Linked DNA regions of Homo sapiens: region 1 is linked to region 2. Evidence: chromatin loops called from intact Hi-C (ENCODE). Cell type or tissue: Caco-2. All regions are shown on one strand.

The links. Hi-C counts contacts between places; a loop is a spot of excess contacts. Peaks named below come from ENCODE experiments on the same cell type or tissue, not always from the same donor. Only the 100,000 strongest peaks of a DNase experiment are listed, where the experiment ranks them.
Region 1: a loop joins it to region 2, with 2.8 times the contacts of the local background. A loop is called at or near these places in 2 of 110 quality-filtered maps.

The regions. Positions count from the first base shown.
Region 1 is chr22:46,989,800-46,997,799 of GRCh38, reverse strand. TBC1D22A (TBC1 domain family member 22A) reads right to left here. Exons shown (of 13, transcript NM_014346.5): 10 at 91-166. Among named protein-coding and RNA genes, the nearest start is that of TBC1D22A-AS1, 78 kb to the right of the region's middle. RefSeq lists an enhancer at 3,712-4,540. In Caco-2, no CTCF peak of the experiment used is centred here; DNase peaks (open chromatin) are centred at 1,025 and 3,839.
Region 2 is chr22:46,795,125-46,803,124 of GRCh38, reverse strand. TBC1D22A (TBC1 domain family member 22A) reads right to left here. Exons shown (of 13, transcript NM_014346.5): 4 at 5,505-5,681. Among named protein-coding and RNA genes, the nearest start is that of TBC1D22A, 36 kb to the right of the region's middle. RefSeq lists an enhancer at 4,308-4,808. In Caco-2, CTCF peaks have their summits at 4,338 (motif pointing left) and 5,446 (motif pointing right); DNase peaks (open chromatin) are centred at 4,324 and 5,524.

The DNA of each region.
Region 1 (8,000 bases), 190 kb before region 2:
CGGCGGATGAGGACAGCTCCCTGTCCCACCGAGGGCTGAGGGCCACCTCCCCCCGCCCACAGAGAGGGGCTGCGCGGGAAGCTGGCTTACCATCAATCCGGCTCACGAGTTCTTCTAACATTTTCACTTTCATTTGAATCCCAGGTTGGGCAAAGGTGTAGTTGTCCTAAGGAAAAAAGAATAATGTGAATCATATGCATATAAAATAAAACAAACTTTCCAAAAGGGAAAAAGGCAGCTGGGATAAAGTGAACAGCTTTATAATAGGACGAATTCACAAACAGAGATTTTATCTCGAGAAACACACAAGTGGATGCACCCTGCACAGCACAGCGCCGCTGACTGCTATTTTGAGAAGGGAAAGGCCAGTATTTCCCGATGTCAGGTGATAAGCACGTGCATCTCAGGGAACACTGAATGGTACATTTCTATTTGTAAATGTAAGACACTTACATCTAAATTGAAAAACAGGCATCCATGGGCATAGCTCATTGACCAGAACCGTCTGTGGGAACTGACCACCTCGCTGGCCACCTGGACCCTAAGCACTCAGCCCTGCCGGGAACCAACGGCAAAGGTGCCCGGTGCTGACAGCACCATCATCGTGGCCACAGTCCAAATGCTAATGACACAGTCACTGCATGGGTGAAAACAGTGGACATGTGACTTTACTCTCAGAGATATAGTTGGGTGAACTCAGGTGAAGTTCAGACACTAACATAGGAAGGTCTGCATAGCATCAAAGGGAAGGGGGCCTGGGCAGTTTCAAGTCAAACAGCCCAGGAATGGGGCCCCAGCTCTAGGACTCAGGAGCTGTGTGACCTTGGCAAGTAACATAACCTCTCTGGGCTTCCGTTTCATTACCAATAACATGAGAGTAATAACACTGCCTTCTAGGACTCAGGGAAACAAACAAGTGGAATGTGGAAGAGATTTCAAGACACAGCAGGTACCGGGGCAGTGACAGGTCCATTACTCCTGCTGTCACCACCTAAGGGAGCACACACATGACACTAGGGGGTGCTGCCTCATCCCACAGCAGGAACATGAAGAGGCAGCTCCCATCAACAAGGGAAGGGCATTCCCTATGGAGGCTGCCCTTTGGGCCTCAGCCGGTGGTCGGGGGCATTTTCAGAAGGAGGGTTTCAACCAGACTCGTGGTTAACAGACTTAAATCTATACCCAACAGCAGTGAATGTGGAAGGCAGAATAATAACCAGCCCCAAAGATGCCAAGGTTCCACTCCCTGTAACCTGTGGATGTGTGGCCTTACATGGCAAGGGGAACCAGGGTTGCAGGTGGAACTAAGGTTGCTAATCCATGAACCACCCGTGGAGAAAGGAGAATCGGGAGGCAGCGAAACAACGGGCACTGTGCCTGGGGCTCCTGTGGGTTCTGGCCTACGCTTCCAACTCTTTAGTGAGCACACAGGGCCTCTGGCCCGGCCAGCACTGGGAGATGACTGCCTGTGGCAGCTCTGCCCTCAGGGAGTGACACTGGGGATGGCCCCATGAGTCTCAGCTAGGGGAAGCCAGGCAGGCCACTGGCCTCAGTAAGGGCACAGGTAATGCAGTCTTGGTCCAAACAGGAGGTGCTGGGCACAGGCAACTGCAGCTCACCAAGTGGGCTCGGGCCACCAGGCAGGTGCTGGCTCGTAGCAGGCAGCATCAGGGCAGCCTTTCCGACAGTGGGGGATGATCTGCTGCCTGTGCGCCTGAGGGGGCAGGGGTCTGCAGGCACCACCTGGCAGGAGGGAGGTGCTGCTTTGCGTGGCAGCGGGGCAGGTCTACACGGGCAGCTGTCCACGTGGCACCCGGCATTCAGAGCCCAGGAGGGAAGTCGAAAGACTGATCTGGGCTTGATACTGATACTCCTTTTCCATAGGCTCAGGACTGGAAAACGGTTCAAGCACAGAATTAAGGGTGAGAAGTAAACCAGAGAGTGGTGTGGCAGCCTCCAGTACAGAGAGGTTCCTCGAGGTGGTCAACCAGGCAGGCCTCCCTGTGCTGTGAGGGGACGCGGCCACAGAGTTCACAGAATCCGCAGGTGGAGGAAGGGTGACAGGGCACACAGCAAGGGTGTCAGCCCTCGGGAGGCCCCAGTGACGTGGAAACAGCACTCACAGAACCCCCAGCTCCAGAACCCAGGAGGTGACCCCAGGTAAGACAAACGTGGAGCTGAGCGACTGCCTTCGGGCCAGCAGCATTCCCAAGTCTGGAAAGTCAAATGTGAACACACGCAGCCAGCACTCTCTACGTTTCTCTCTCACACACACACACACACACAAAGTGCGTGCACACACGCAGAGCACACATGACATCTCCTAACAAGAGCAGGCATGGCAGCCACTGTGGCACAGAACACAAAAAATGCCTACGAGGCCCTAAGGATTTTTCTTTCCCTAGAAATGGAAAATGAGCCGAGTCAGACCTGCCGGCTTGCTGAGGGATTTCTCCCAGGTGGATTTCAAGTGACAGGCTCTGGATTCCAAACTGTCACATCTCTGAGGGCAGAACCACGAAAACTCCGTTTGCCACCTTCACTTAGAATGACGCCAAGGCCCTCCGGTGACCTTGTGTAGCAGGAGGGATGGGCTCCGGGGAGAGGATCTCTGGAGTGACTGCTCCCGGGCCTGGGGATGATATGTTTCCTAGATGTCGTGGGCTGATTCAGGGAGAAGCTTGGAGGCCTCCTGAATTTGGCTGTCCAAAATACGGTGTTTAATGGGCAGGACTTTTAGGCCCTGAAGGAGCTGCGATGGTGTCAGTGAGACCCAGGCACCTGTCCGGCTGAGAGGGAGCCGCAGCAACAGCTAAGGACAAATTGTGAGCTTTCGTATATTTGAAATTTAACAGGAGTAAGAAATTTTGGCTCCAGACTTGAATTCCTTTGACTGTCATCATCTTTGGTCCTGAACTTGCAATGGTTAGCCTTTAAGACTTAATTTCTCCCCAGAGATTGGATAACAGGAGCACACTGATGTTAAAATTTAGGGCACACTGTGTGTTGCAAGTTTACATCATGTAATTTAACCTCGTGGAGGAATTCTGATGAGCCCGGTTGAACAATATAGCTGCACAGAATTAAGGGTGAGAAGTAAACCTGAGAGTGGTGTGGCAGCCTCCAGTACACAGAGGTCCTAAGATTATTTAATGAATGTCCTATTCCGACAAATTCCGGAGCCATGGGGAGCACATTCTAACCACCCCATTGGTCTGTCCTGAGGGACTGCGATCTCTTCCACTCCAAGAGAGGCCACGTCCCTGGCTGTCCAGGTCCCTGATGGTTATGTGAATAACAGACAGACCTGGAGTCAGCTTGGAGCGCAGCTGCTGCCTCTCCTGGACTTGCTCTAGCCGCAGAAATGCTCGCCCCATGGAGGCCAAAACGGGGAGAGGCGAAGGTGGGTTCAGCCCCTTGCACTTCTCAAGAGGCTCCACAGCAGGTGGGCAGGGCCCGGCCCTCAACACTGGCTCTGATGGGGTGGGTGAGCCTGATGGGTCCTGGGATCAGTCAGCCATTCGGTGGCTCTCCCACTAAGACAGGATTTTAGGCTCTCAGTTAGCAGAAATAAAAGTTATTCTTTGCCTCCATCTGGCACAGTTTTGTTTTATTTCTCAATTTGTTCAAAACCCAGGTAGGGAAGACGGATTCTCAGAAATCCAAACAATTAAAAAAAAAGAATGACACCTGAGAGCCAATAACGAAAAGGTCTGCATTTTGAAAGAGAAAATGTTTGCATTTTGAAAGACCTGCAAAGACTGACAGCTATGGCCTCGGCATTCTGGCTTCAGGCTAGGGGCGGAGAAGGCCAGCCTTCAGAAGGCTGTAGCAGGGACGCCCGGCCCCACCCCCCGAGGGCGAGGCGCCAAGGCTAAGACACAGGGGGGTCGGTCTGGGCCCTCCTGGCTCCTGGCTCGGGAGGTGAGCCCAGCCTGCAGAAGGCCCCGCTCTGGGGCCAGGAAGCCTTCAAGGGCACTCTAAGGAGGCAGACACCGTGGCCAAGGAATCCAGAGCCAGGTGGCTGAGGAAAGGAGGGAGAAAAGAATGTCCCATGGCCCTCGCAGCAGCCTGTCCCAGGGAGGCACTGACCGCCCAGGCCCTCCCAGCAGCTGCCCGCAGGCTGCACCAAGGCCCCTGGGTAGATCACAGGCTCTGTCTGCTTAAGGCCCAGAAACCAGATTTGCCCTCGGGACACCCCAGCCCAGCACCCCGCCTCCCACACCTGGCACCCAGATCACCTGTGCTGGTGAACACGTACCTGGGCAGCAAAACAGGAACTAAGCAAGAATCCTCTACACTTATAAAAATGTCATTAGTAATAATATTAACATTATTCCCTTCATAAAAAGTAAGTATGCATGTCCTTTCCAATTGAGATCTGGTATCTTTAAAAAAGGATATAATTTATAAAACATATGCATCAGAGGGAAGAGAGGAAGGGCTGAAGACAACGATCTGTTGTGAAATGTTTCACAGAAGGTGAAGTCTGTGAATATAAATTTTTAAAAATACGCTCAGCTTGCCTTACACCTGTTGCCATTACAACATCACACTCTTCCCGATAACAAATAACACTTTCTGCACTTTTTGGAAGAAAAGTAGAATAAAATTTTCTTAGGGAGCATTTTAGAGAAGAGTCGAAATATAAATTCCTATCAGCTCACCTGGAAGTACCCAGAGTCAAACCTGCCAGCTCACGGAGAAGTTAGACTCCCTCCTGCCTCTCTGACAAAGTGCTCTTCCACCTGGACCAGGGATCCACCTCCCCACAAAGTCCAGCCTCTTCTTTCCAGGCTAATTTCACCGTAACATAGTGTCTTCCCCACATTGAAACCAAATGTGCCTTCCACGCCCAGGCCTTGACCTGCCTCTGAAACACCTCGGGAAGTCTTTTCTGCAAGCAATGGCCTGAGAGACTTCCATTTCCTTCAACTCTTAAGACTCCCTTCCACATCCTCTCGGGGGCCCCTGGCCACCAGCCCTGAACACAGAAGCTGGGCTCTGACCACGCAAGGACAGAGCTAGGAAGCCTCCTGTCACAGCTGCACTCCACTGTCAGCCATTAATACATTAAAGCCATTAACGCATCAGTCCAGCGGAAGGCAGAACCACATCAGATACTAGTTCTTTCATCTGTTCAACTCTGAAAGCCTCCTACGTGCCAGAAAATCAAGTCCTGAGTATCGATGTGTGCGAAGGAGTCAAACACGCAGGCCTGGGAATGCTATCCCCGGAGAGTCCTGCTTGCAAGGCCGGTCCCCGGCCGGTGCCTAGAATGTGGGTTTCAGGAGAGTTCCCACGATTCCCTGACTGATCTGGATGACTCGGCGGGCCTACACTGTGCAGGGTGGTTCACCCTGGGCACCTGCTCTCCTCCTGGGAGGCTGCATTTGGGCACATGCCAAGCAGAGAGTGTCCGCATGCCCAGTCCCCAGTAACATCCTCGGTGCTGAGTCTCTAATGTGCTTCCCCAGCAGGCAACGTTTCGGACGGGTCGTCCCAGCCCCGCACTGGAGGGATCCAGCGTGTCCTGTGTGACTCCGCCAGGAGGGGGCTTGGAAGCTTATACCGCTTCCTCTGGACTTTACCCCTTGATGGAGTCTCCTCTGCATCCTTGCACTGTGAAGAATCACAGCCACGAGTGTGGCTCTGTGGGGTCGTCTTGGGATCCCCTGACACAGACAGGGAGAAAAGTGGACAGGCAGACAGGACCCTTCTGTTCACAGGGATGACAGTCTGACAGCTGAGCCAATGTTCATCACTCGCCAGGCAAGTGCACATTGACTGCTAACGAGGACCTGGGTGGCCACACCATCATAGCACAGAACCAGGGCTGGTCCTGGAAGACCACTTGGAGGGTGTGAGGTCTGAGCAGAGATGAGAGAGAGGGTTCAGGCACCATGCAGCAGAGCCCCGGCGGCCCGAGGGAGCATGTCACATCCCAGAAATGAAATGGAGGCCAGGGCAGCTGGAGGGCAGCGAGCAAGCTGCGGCTGAGGCAAGAGGAGACCGTTCCGAGGCTGGAAGGCCACGTCGGAGTCAGCGGTGAGACCCAGGCAATGCTCTCAAACGCAGGTAATGAAATGCAAATGGAGGCCACTGCAGGTAAGAGATTTGCACCACGGAAAGATGATGTAGAAACAATGGAATGAGCCAAATGAGGATGGAGGGGTATCATTCACGAGGCAACTGCCGTAATCCAGGCAAAGTGACTACACGCGCTTCCCACGGAAGACAAAGTGAACCCCAACTGTCCACACTGCCTTCTGCTGAGCTGACTGCTCGGCTCATGCACCTGAACGTAGGACTTGCCATTTGTTCCTATTAGCTCATTCATTTGATTGGTTCCCGGCTGGCACTGCAGGCAGCTGAACCCATTCTGAATCTTGATTGTGCCATCTATCACATTCGCTATCCCTCCCAGCTGAGAGGCACTGGTTAAACGGATCCCCTTGACGTCTTCACTACAGTCTCTGCCAAGAGGAGGGAAGGGCAGGGCCAAGGACGGGGCTCGGCAGCATGTTCTCAGAAAGCACCCTCAGAGCACAAACGTGTCAGATTCTATGCAGCCTTGTTTAACCAAACCCCCTGCTTTCCTACCTGCCAGGTTCATTTCTCTGATCTTCTGTGTTCCCATCTGTGAAATGGAGAGAGGAAGGGCTCCATCACAAGGGCACAGGCGGTACTGAGTTACTGTGTCTAAAAGAACCTAAGACAATGCCCATATAGAGTGCAAACCCAACCTCCCCCTAATTCCGCACCTTCCATGATGTGTCAGCCATCAAACAGTGGTTTAAGGCTGAAGGCTCCCAACCCAGCCAGGCCAGAGGAACCAGTGCCTCTGTAAACCACTGGAAACGTGACTGTCCCTTGTCTTCAGACACGGGCCAACCAGCAGAGTAAAGCGGCACACCAGCAGGAGGAGGCCATCCATGGTCACTTCCAGACGCACACGGCGAGGAGCAGAGCCGTCACGAACGCCGGCGCGGGAGGGAGACAGCCAGCAAGCCAACGGGGAGAGAAGCCACCGCAGCAGGAGCAGTGGGATGAAAAGGTTCCAACTGCAGGATTTCAACTAAGTCACATTCTGGCAAAGGTGAAACTATGGAGACAGTAAAAAGCCCAGGGGTTGGGTGGAAGGGGATGAACAGGCGGGGCACGAGGGTGTTCAGGGCAGGGGACGACACTGTGCGACACTTTCTTGGTGGACTCATGTCACTGCACACCTTTCAAAACCCACGGCCTACAACTGGTGTAAACTGTGGACTTTAGTTGACAATAATGTATCGATATTGGCTCCTCAATTGTAACACATATGCCACACTGAAGTCAGTGATGTGAGATACTAATCACAGGGAGGCTGGGGCTGAAGGAGGACGCTGAGGAGCACATGGGGCCTCTCTAACCTCCTGCTCAATTTTTCTGGAAAGCTAAAACTGCTCTAAAAAAACCAAACTCCATTAATTGAAAAAAATAATCAATTCATCCAAAGAAGGTAGGGAAAAAAGAACAAATAAGAAAAGATGAAAGTAAATAGGAAAATGGCAACCTAAACCCCAACCGTATAAATAATTAGGTTGGACAGATTAGATGAATATATATGTGGTCTAAACATACACTAAAAAGTTAAGAAAGCAAGTTGCAAGAATAAACTATCTATAAGAGTTCATTTTAAATAAAACTTACATTTTGCGGCCGGGCGCGGTGGCGCACATCTGTAATCCCAGCACTTTGGGAGGCCAACATGGGCAGCTCGCTTGAGCCCAGGAGTTCAAGACCAGTCTGGAAAACATGGCAAAACCCCATCTCTACCCAAAAATATAAAAATTATCCAGGTGTGGTGGCAAGCACCTACAGTTCCAGCTTCTCAGGAGACTGCGGTGGGAGAATCACTTAAGCCTGGGAGACAGAGGTTGCAGTGAGCTGAGATCGCATCACTGCACTCCAGCCCGGGCAACACAGTGAGACTCTGTCAAAAAATAAAAAATAATATATAT
Region 2 (8,000 bases):
GTGCCCAGCACAGAGTGAAGGCCCCCAGTGGCTGTAACCATGGGAGCATTTAAACACACTGCTTTCCCTGGCTCTCTGTTTCATGAGGAGGAGATTTTGTCTCCCCAGTGAAATGCCATCTCTGGAGTGTGTTCTGATTTCTGTGTCTATCGGCTGTTCCCCATCCCTGCAGACCCCAGGCTCTAAGCTATGGGGGTCCTGGCTCTTGCCTTCTCGCCAGTCTACCCAGCTCCAGATTTCATCAGCCCCCGACTCACGCAGCCCACCCCACCCACATCCCCAGCCCACGGCCTCCACTCTTGCCCCCTAGTCTCCCACCCTACTCTGACCCTCCTCCAGCCCCTCCCATGAGCTGCCCAAGGACTCCACGTCGTCCATGGCCACTGGCAACACTCTGCTCAGAAGCAGTCATCGGCTCTTCCTTCCACAGAATAGCAACCGCTTTCTGATGCTCTGCACCGCGCTTTACTCCCCCGGTTCAAAACCTCCCAGAGGCTTCATGCTGTGCTCGAAGTAAAAGCAGAGCTCCTTCTCCTGGACTTCTCAGCCCTGGGGACCTGGTCCCTGCCTGCCTTGCAGGCCTCTCCCCACACCCCACTCAGCCACCAGGCCAGAGCCTCAGAAACCCCTCAAGCACATGAAGCTCTATTGCCCGCAGGACCTTTGCACCTCTGGGCCTGTCCCTAGAATGCTCATGCCCCCTCTTCAAATACCTGACTCCGTGCAGATCTCGCCCCAGAAACAGCCAACTGCAGAGCAGCTCCAGCCTCTACCCTCCACATGCCTTGACTCTCCCTATATGCTTCCTGCCTTCTGATGGTTGCGGGGGTACTGAGCGAGCTCCCTCTGTCTCCTCACACGAGAATGTCAGCTCCTTGAGGGCAGGGCCCTCGCAAGCCTCGCCGCCGATTCCTCCCCAGTGCCTACAACCACAGCAGGTGCTCAACAGAGCCTGGATGAGTGACTCTACATAAATTCCCACTGACCTTCACGAGGACCCTGCAGGGCAGGTCTCATGCTCCCTCTACAGCTGACGAAACAGGTAGGTTGAGCCACTTCATGAGTAAGGACACGGCCAGCCATCACACTGAGGGCCTACTCCAAGGCCGCACCTGCTTCCTCCTGTCACCAAGGGCCCAGGCCCCTTCACGGCTGCCCTAGAGCCACGGACACCAAGGGGGCATCTACTCGTATTAGTGCTGCCAAGGTGTACGGCTCCAAACTTCTGTTCATGCCCTCCCAACCCCCAAAACACCCTCTCCCGCTGACCTCCATCTATCAGCACGCTCTCATAAAGCCTAGACTGGATGGTCACCCCTCAGGGGAAGTGGAACACAGCCGTGGCCTGGCCCCACTCCTTGACGGACGGGTCGTCGTGCCTTCTGTCCTACCGTTCGAAAGCCTTGAGGGCCAGAGCTGAGCTCCACACACAGTTTGCCCTCCGAGGCCCCACTGCTGCGAGGCAGGCCCTAGACGGTCCTCAGGAAACTGCGTGTTCTACATGTTACCAAATCGCACTACCATTCACCAGATACATGTGACCAACTTGAGTGTCATTTTCCGGGGCTTCAAAGCAGGCAGTCTTTGTGTGAGTAAATATTGAGCCAATGCTAAGAGTAAAATGAGCTATTAAGTTCTATTTGCTACTTTCATCCCCAGGCTCATAACAGAGCGTAAGCTAAACAAAGAAAAACAGCACTCCGCTGGACAGAATGATATTCAGCAGGTAGACTCATTTCTGTAGGCACTTCTCACATCAGTGATTTGCTTCTCCAACATTGGCAAATATTTGCCACTTACGTCTTTCATGTAATGTGAAGAAAGTACATTCCACTGTCTTCCAAAGCTATCTTAACTGCCTTATAAAAACAGGCAATTTACTGGCGATGTTTTCTCTTGCTACTAAATACAAATGCAGTCATCGTTTAACTTTGAAAGCTCTGCATTTAGCTTTTTGGTTTTAGATTTGATATTTACATAGAATTATAAAGAAAGAAAAAAACCCACAGTCCCCTCAACCTAACAAAATACTTGATTTTTACGTGCTAAAATCTAGCCCTACATACTCCCATCTTCCTACAAGTCTTGAAAGCTTTACTTTTAAGTGTGATTTTAATTTCCAAAAGTTGGTTCAATTACAAAGTCCTCCAGAATGCTCCAGGTGGGTACTCAGAGCCTGACCCAGCACAGGGTTCCCATCAGGCAAATCTTGCTTTCACCAGCTGTCTCTCCTCCACCTGCCTACTGCTGGAAACCACAGGACACAACCAGGAAAACATCTGTAAGTCCTTGACTCGTCAATGACCACAAAAGTGACCATATACGTCAATAGCACAAAAATCAAGTGAGAAGATAAAAAGGCCAGTTCAAATGAACGTAACAACAACCATAAAAATAACTAACATTTTTGAGTGTTTAGTATGTGCTAGGCACTCTGTTAAGCATGTCATATGTACTATCTCATTTAAACTGCAAAATGAGCACCGCTTTCATCATGTCTATCACGCAAACAAGAACTCTGAGAGCAGGATCATCACCAAGCTGGCTCAAGGTCACGTGGCGAGTAACCAGTGGAGCCAGCTCTCCACACAGGCAGCCCGGCTCCAGGACCCACTCTCCCAGGTGCAACGTGGTTCTGAATCTCCACACCACCCTGGAGGCAGGAGAGCCAGCAGAGAAGGGGCACTGGCATGCTAGAAGAGGAAGTGGCCAAGATGGGTACGTCAACTACAAGACTAGACTCCCGTAAGCACGATCTACCTTTATCTCCTGTCTTGGTGGGTGACACCTCCACACCTGGTGCTCTAGGCGAACTCACAGACCCATCCCCCACACTGCCTTCTCGCCTCACCCATGGCTAGGGATGCTCTGTGTCACCATCACAGAAGGAGGTTCAGGCGCCTGAAGAAACGTTCTCAAGTTGTTTGTAATAATAGCAAGTTAGGAATAACCCGCTGCCCAACCGCAGGGGCTGGTGCAGTCAAGTCGGGGGAAATCCATAGGATGGCATGTTACAGGGCACTCTAAAGACTAAGGCGGTTCTCCACGTACGCCATGGGAAAATGTATCATTCCCTTAAAAAGTGAGGTGCACAACTGCCTTGCCGTGCAAGGGGACAAAGAAATACACTGTAGAAATGCACAGACCCCAGAGCATCTCTCTACAGAGCACTTCATCACCAAAGGAAAAAGGGGAGCTCTTCAGTGGAAAGAGCTGGCAGACGCCACCTCAACCAAGTGATCGGAGTCCACATCTTCAACGTGAGGACCCACCAGCACCACGTGCCCCCGCTGTGATGACCAAGGAGAACACGAATCCCTTCAGTGATGTTCCTGCCAAAAATTATCAATCAGAATCTCATTGTGGGCAAACATCAGACAAGCACAAACCAAGGGACATCCCACAAAATCACTGGCCCGTGCTCTGCTAAAGTGTCAAGATGGAAATGCAGAGACCGGCAAAGCTGCTGCGCCAGGTTAGTGGAGAAGACAGAGGCGTGACATCCAAATGGAACGCATGGTCCCCACTGGAGTCTGGACTAAGAAAAAAGAGGGAAAGGACATTACTGGGACAACTGGCAGAATGTGACTATGGACTGTGGATGAAAATAATACAAGTGTTAAAATAGTACTGTGTCAACGTTAAATTTCCTGATTGTGACCCCTGTGCTGTGATGATACTGAGGGAATGTCTTTGTGCTTAGGAAATATGCAGCGAAGGTTTCAGAGGTAAAGGGATATATCTCCAACTGACTCTCAAATGGTTCAGGAAAAAAATGTATATATACACACAAAAACAGGCACACACATGCAGAATGGTAATGGGCAAACGTAAACAATTGGTGATTCTGGGTACAGAGCATATGGGAGTTGTTGGCACTATTCATGCCAACTGTTCTGCAAGTTTGAATTGCATCAACACGAAACGTTTAAAACAACAGATGCATGGGCCATCGCTGGAAGGAGACACCTCGAGCTGTGGAAAGGAAGGGAAGGTGGGGGCTGGGACAGGCCTCATTTTCACATACACCCTGCTGTGCTGTGTCATGTTATAACACATGCAAGTGTTGCTGTTTCAAAAAAAAACAAACATAAGGAAGAAACAACCACCCACTCTGAGAACTCTACTCAGAGCTGTGTCCTTCTAGCCAGGAGACCTTCCAAGAGCCCTCCCCCGCCTCGAGAACACAGCTTCAGCCATGCCCTTTGAACCGCTGCTTCTGCCCGGAAACCCTCTCCCTGCCCTGGGCTTGAGCGTGAAGGCCCGGCTGCTGCAAGCTCCTATATGGCCCCTGCATGGCTCCTGCGTGGCTCCTGGCGGCCCATCCGCGTGCGCCACTCGCCACCTCCTGGCCAAGCCAGGCGTTGCACCTCTGGCTCTTAGAGTGCCACAGTGACACCAGTCATAACTGTGTGATACAGGTTTGTCCCCTCAATGAAGCAATCTCATGACCAAGGCCACATTCCGGTCCTCCCGAGAGCTCCAGCGTCTAGCAAACACCTAGCCAGAGTGGCACTCCACAAAGATGAGATAGGGAAAGGAAGGACGTGGATTCAGCAGGAATTCCACCAGAGGAACTGAAAGCAAGTGCGTTCCACAGAGCCTGGCCACGGCAGTCCACATGGGCACTGCGTGTGCCTGGAAGCAACTCGCGCAGGAAGAGTCACACTGGTGACTGTGCTCTGCCCTGTGGGCCTGCCCCTCTGCCCCAGCCTCACCCCTGCCCCCTTGCAGGGCTCACAGCCTGTCACCCTCTGATGACTGCAAGCCCCATGGTAGGAAAGTACAAAACCAGCAGATTGAGTTGATGGTCACCAGCGCTGTGCCCCCATGAGCCACTGTCTTCAGAATACTGTCAAGAACAAGGATGTCCACCTGGCCAGCCTCGAAGGGCTCACCAAGGGCAGCAATAATAAAGAGTGCAAATGGGACAACAGGAAAACAGAATGGGCCAGGCGTGGTGGATCACGCCTTAAGCCCAGTGCTTTGTGAGGCTGAGGCAGGAGGATCTCTTAAGCCTAGGAGTTCAAGACCAGCCTGGGCAACACAGGCAGACCCGTATCTGTAGAAAAAATTGTTTAAAAAATCTGGTGAGCATGGTGGCACAATCCTGTAGTCCCACATACTCAGGAAGCTGAGGCAGGAGGATTGCTTGAGCCCAGGAATTCCAGGTTGCAGTGAGCTATGATCACACCACTGCACTCCAGCCAGGCAACAGAGTAAGACCTTGTCTCAAATTTTAAAAAAAGAAAACAAAAAGGAACGCAAAATACATTTTCAAATTGCATGGGAAAAACATTAACAAAACTTGTCTAAAGCACAAATTGCTACTACCTTAGTGACTGACTTGAAAATATTACATGAAAACATCACCTTCCTGCAAGGCAAATTACACACGGACGCGTGTGCATTACATAAGCATACATAGAATCCTTTAAGATGTGATCTATTTCAGAAACAGCAAGAAATGTCTGTGTGTGTCCTCCAGAGGGCAGGGTGCTTACCAAGGTCCGTGTTGGGGCCGGCAAGCAGCTGCTTGAACTTGTCGAGCCGGGAGGCCTCTCTTTCGCTCAGCGCTGAGCTGCTGAGAGTGCTGGGGTCAGATGTGCCACCCAGCGTGACGGTGGCCGAGTGTGGGAGAGACTGGGACCTCTGCAGAGGGGCGGCATCGCTGGCACTTTCTGCAGGGGTGAGAGAATGGGGGTGAGGGTGAGGGCGCTCCTCCCGACTACACGTTCCTCCTTGCTGTGCCACTGTCCCTTTGTGAATGCTGATGGGTCCCTTCTTCCCATCACTCAGCAGTGGGGACCTTGGTTTCTTGAGCAATAACATGGAACTGACACCTTTGAAATTCACTCGCTTCACTGGCAGAGTATTATTCACCAACAAAATGGACCACCTTGCATAAAAGCAACACAATGACAGCCAGAAAACTCCAGGGCCCCTCGGGCTGTGTGGAGGTCAGGCTCCCACCAGTGCCTGGGGTGGCAGATCAGGGCCTGCCCAGGTGACATGACCCAGAGGGTCTGTGTAGGACGGTGCCCTCGGGTCAGCCAGGCCTGAGTGCGGAGGGCAAGCCCGTGAGTTACCATGAGGGAAAGGAGAAAGCCTGCAGAGGTGCTGAGGACAGAAGGCAACAGTGGGGACACAGCAGGAACCAGGGCGCTGCGAGGGCTCTCACCTGCCATCTCAAGAGCGTGCCCAACCCCGCCACCTGCCTGGCCCTCCTGGGTCTCACCAGTGCCCTGGGAGGAAGGTCCCACAGGGACCCTCATCCCAAGGAAACAAAGGAAGCCAGACAGGTGAGGGATGGCACCTTCCCAGACCCCACCACAGGCAGTGACCGCAGTGGCACTAGAGTACAAGCTGCCCGCCCTCCCTCCCGCCCTCTGCTGCTGCCCACCATGGCCCCACTGACCCCCAAGACGGACAGGCCCAGGGGGATCCAAGCAGGTGGTGAGACAGCACGTTCCACCCAGCAACCCGGGACCGGGTCAGCCCAAGGGAAGACCCTAAGGCCCTCAGATCACTCAACACTGCCATCCGAGACCAACAAGCAAGAGGCTGGGAAAGGCTCCAAACTCCTGGGTCTAAATCCTGTCTAGCTATCTCATTTTTCAAAAACTGAAAATTAAAGTAGAGTGAAAAATAAACTCCAGGAAATGGAGCCGAAGCAAACGCTGCAGCTGACGGGCCGACATCCACTCCAGCAGCCGCTGAGCAAGGAGGTAGGAGCCGCACTCCCCCGCGCCCTCCTTCCCACAGAGCACCCCCATTTCCCTTATAACCTGGGAGTGGGGGAAAATAATTCACACAGAAACCCTCAGGCTATCCAGGAGCCAGGCAACCTATGGCCTCTGGGCAGAATGTGGCCCAGTTAAATTTCCAGAAAAGTCTGCTAAAGTGGGGACATAGACTTCAGAGTACCGCCCTGTCTCCTCCCCCATCCCCGCTGCCCACTCTCCCTGACTCCCCCCAACCCCCAGGAGGATCTCCTCCCACCAGCCTCAGTGCCCTTGCAGTGATTCCTATTTTGTAGCAGCCGCACACCAAGCAGTGGGCTGGGGCTCCAGCCCGGGGCGTCTGGCTCCAGAGTTTCCGCTGCCGGCCTTACTGCAGACAGGGCTGAGAACCAGCACCTGAGCAGAGGGGAGGACCATGGGTGACAGTGCCCCCTCTCCCTCCTTCAGAGGCTCCTGCTTCAGCAGCACTTACAGTTCCTCAGAGTGAATATTCAGCAGGAAGAGCAGCTGTGCACTGAGTCCCAGAATTAAAGGTGCTCAGCTGGACTTCCCTGTGATCTTCAGAAATGACTGATGTGGTTTCATCAGGACACGTAAGGGGCCGCTCACTCCTGAGCAGAGCCCATAAGTCCATGTCCTAGTGCTGCTGCAAAGCTTAATGAGTTTAGTATCACAGGGACTTGATACTGTACCTGCCACACAGTAAATGATCAATATATGGTATCATTGTCACTATACTGAAGTACTCAAAAAAAGCTTGCCCAGAAAGCAAACACAGGAAAGGTGGCCAACTCCAAGGCAGGCAAGTGGGAGCACAAGGCAATGAGGTCATGGGCCCCCTTCTCCCAGCGCAAGCTGCCTGCAGCATCCTTTGCTTGGCTCTTCCAGGATGAGGCCATCCCAGGGTGACATCCCAGGGTGACATCTCATAGCTCCCCGACCCCAGCTGGTCACAGCCTGAGCCTGCCTCTTGTCAGATCCCCCAGCCACACACCGTGTGGTCCTGCGGTCCTGGCCACTCTCAGCCTGACAGTGCCCTGCATCTTGGGGGTAGGGGGCACGGTGCTGAGAGGCTCACAGAGCTTCAATGTCAGCACCACCCATGAGCAGATGAAGCCAGGGATCCTGCCAACTCCGACTGCCACAGGCTGAAGGGCGCTGCCCAGGACTGGGCCTGCAGAAGGCGGTCAGTGCATGCTTCAGTCAGTCACCAGGTTTCCAAGCCTCCCGCAAAGGCCATCACCAGATTTCCAGTTA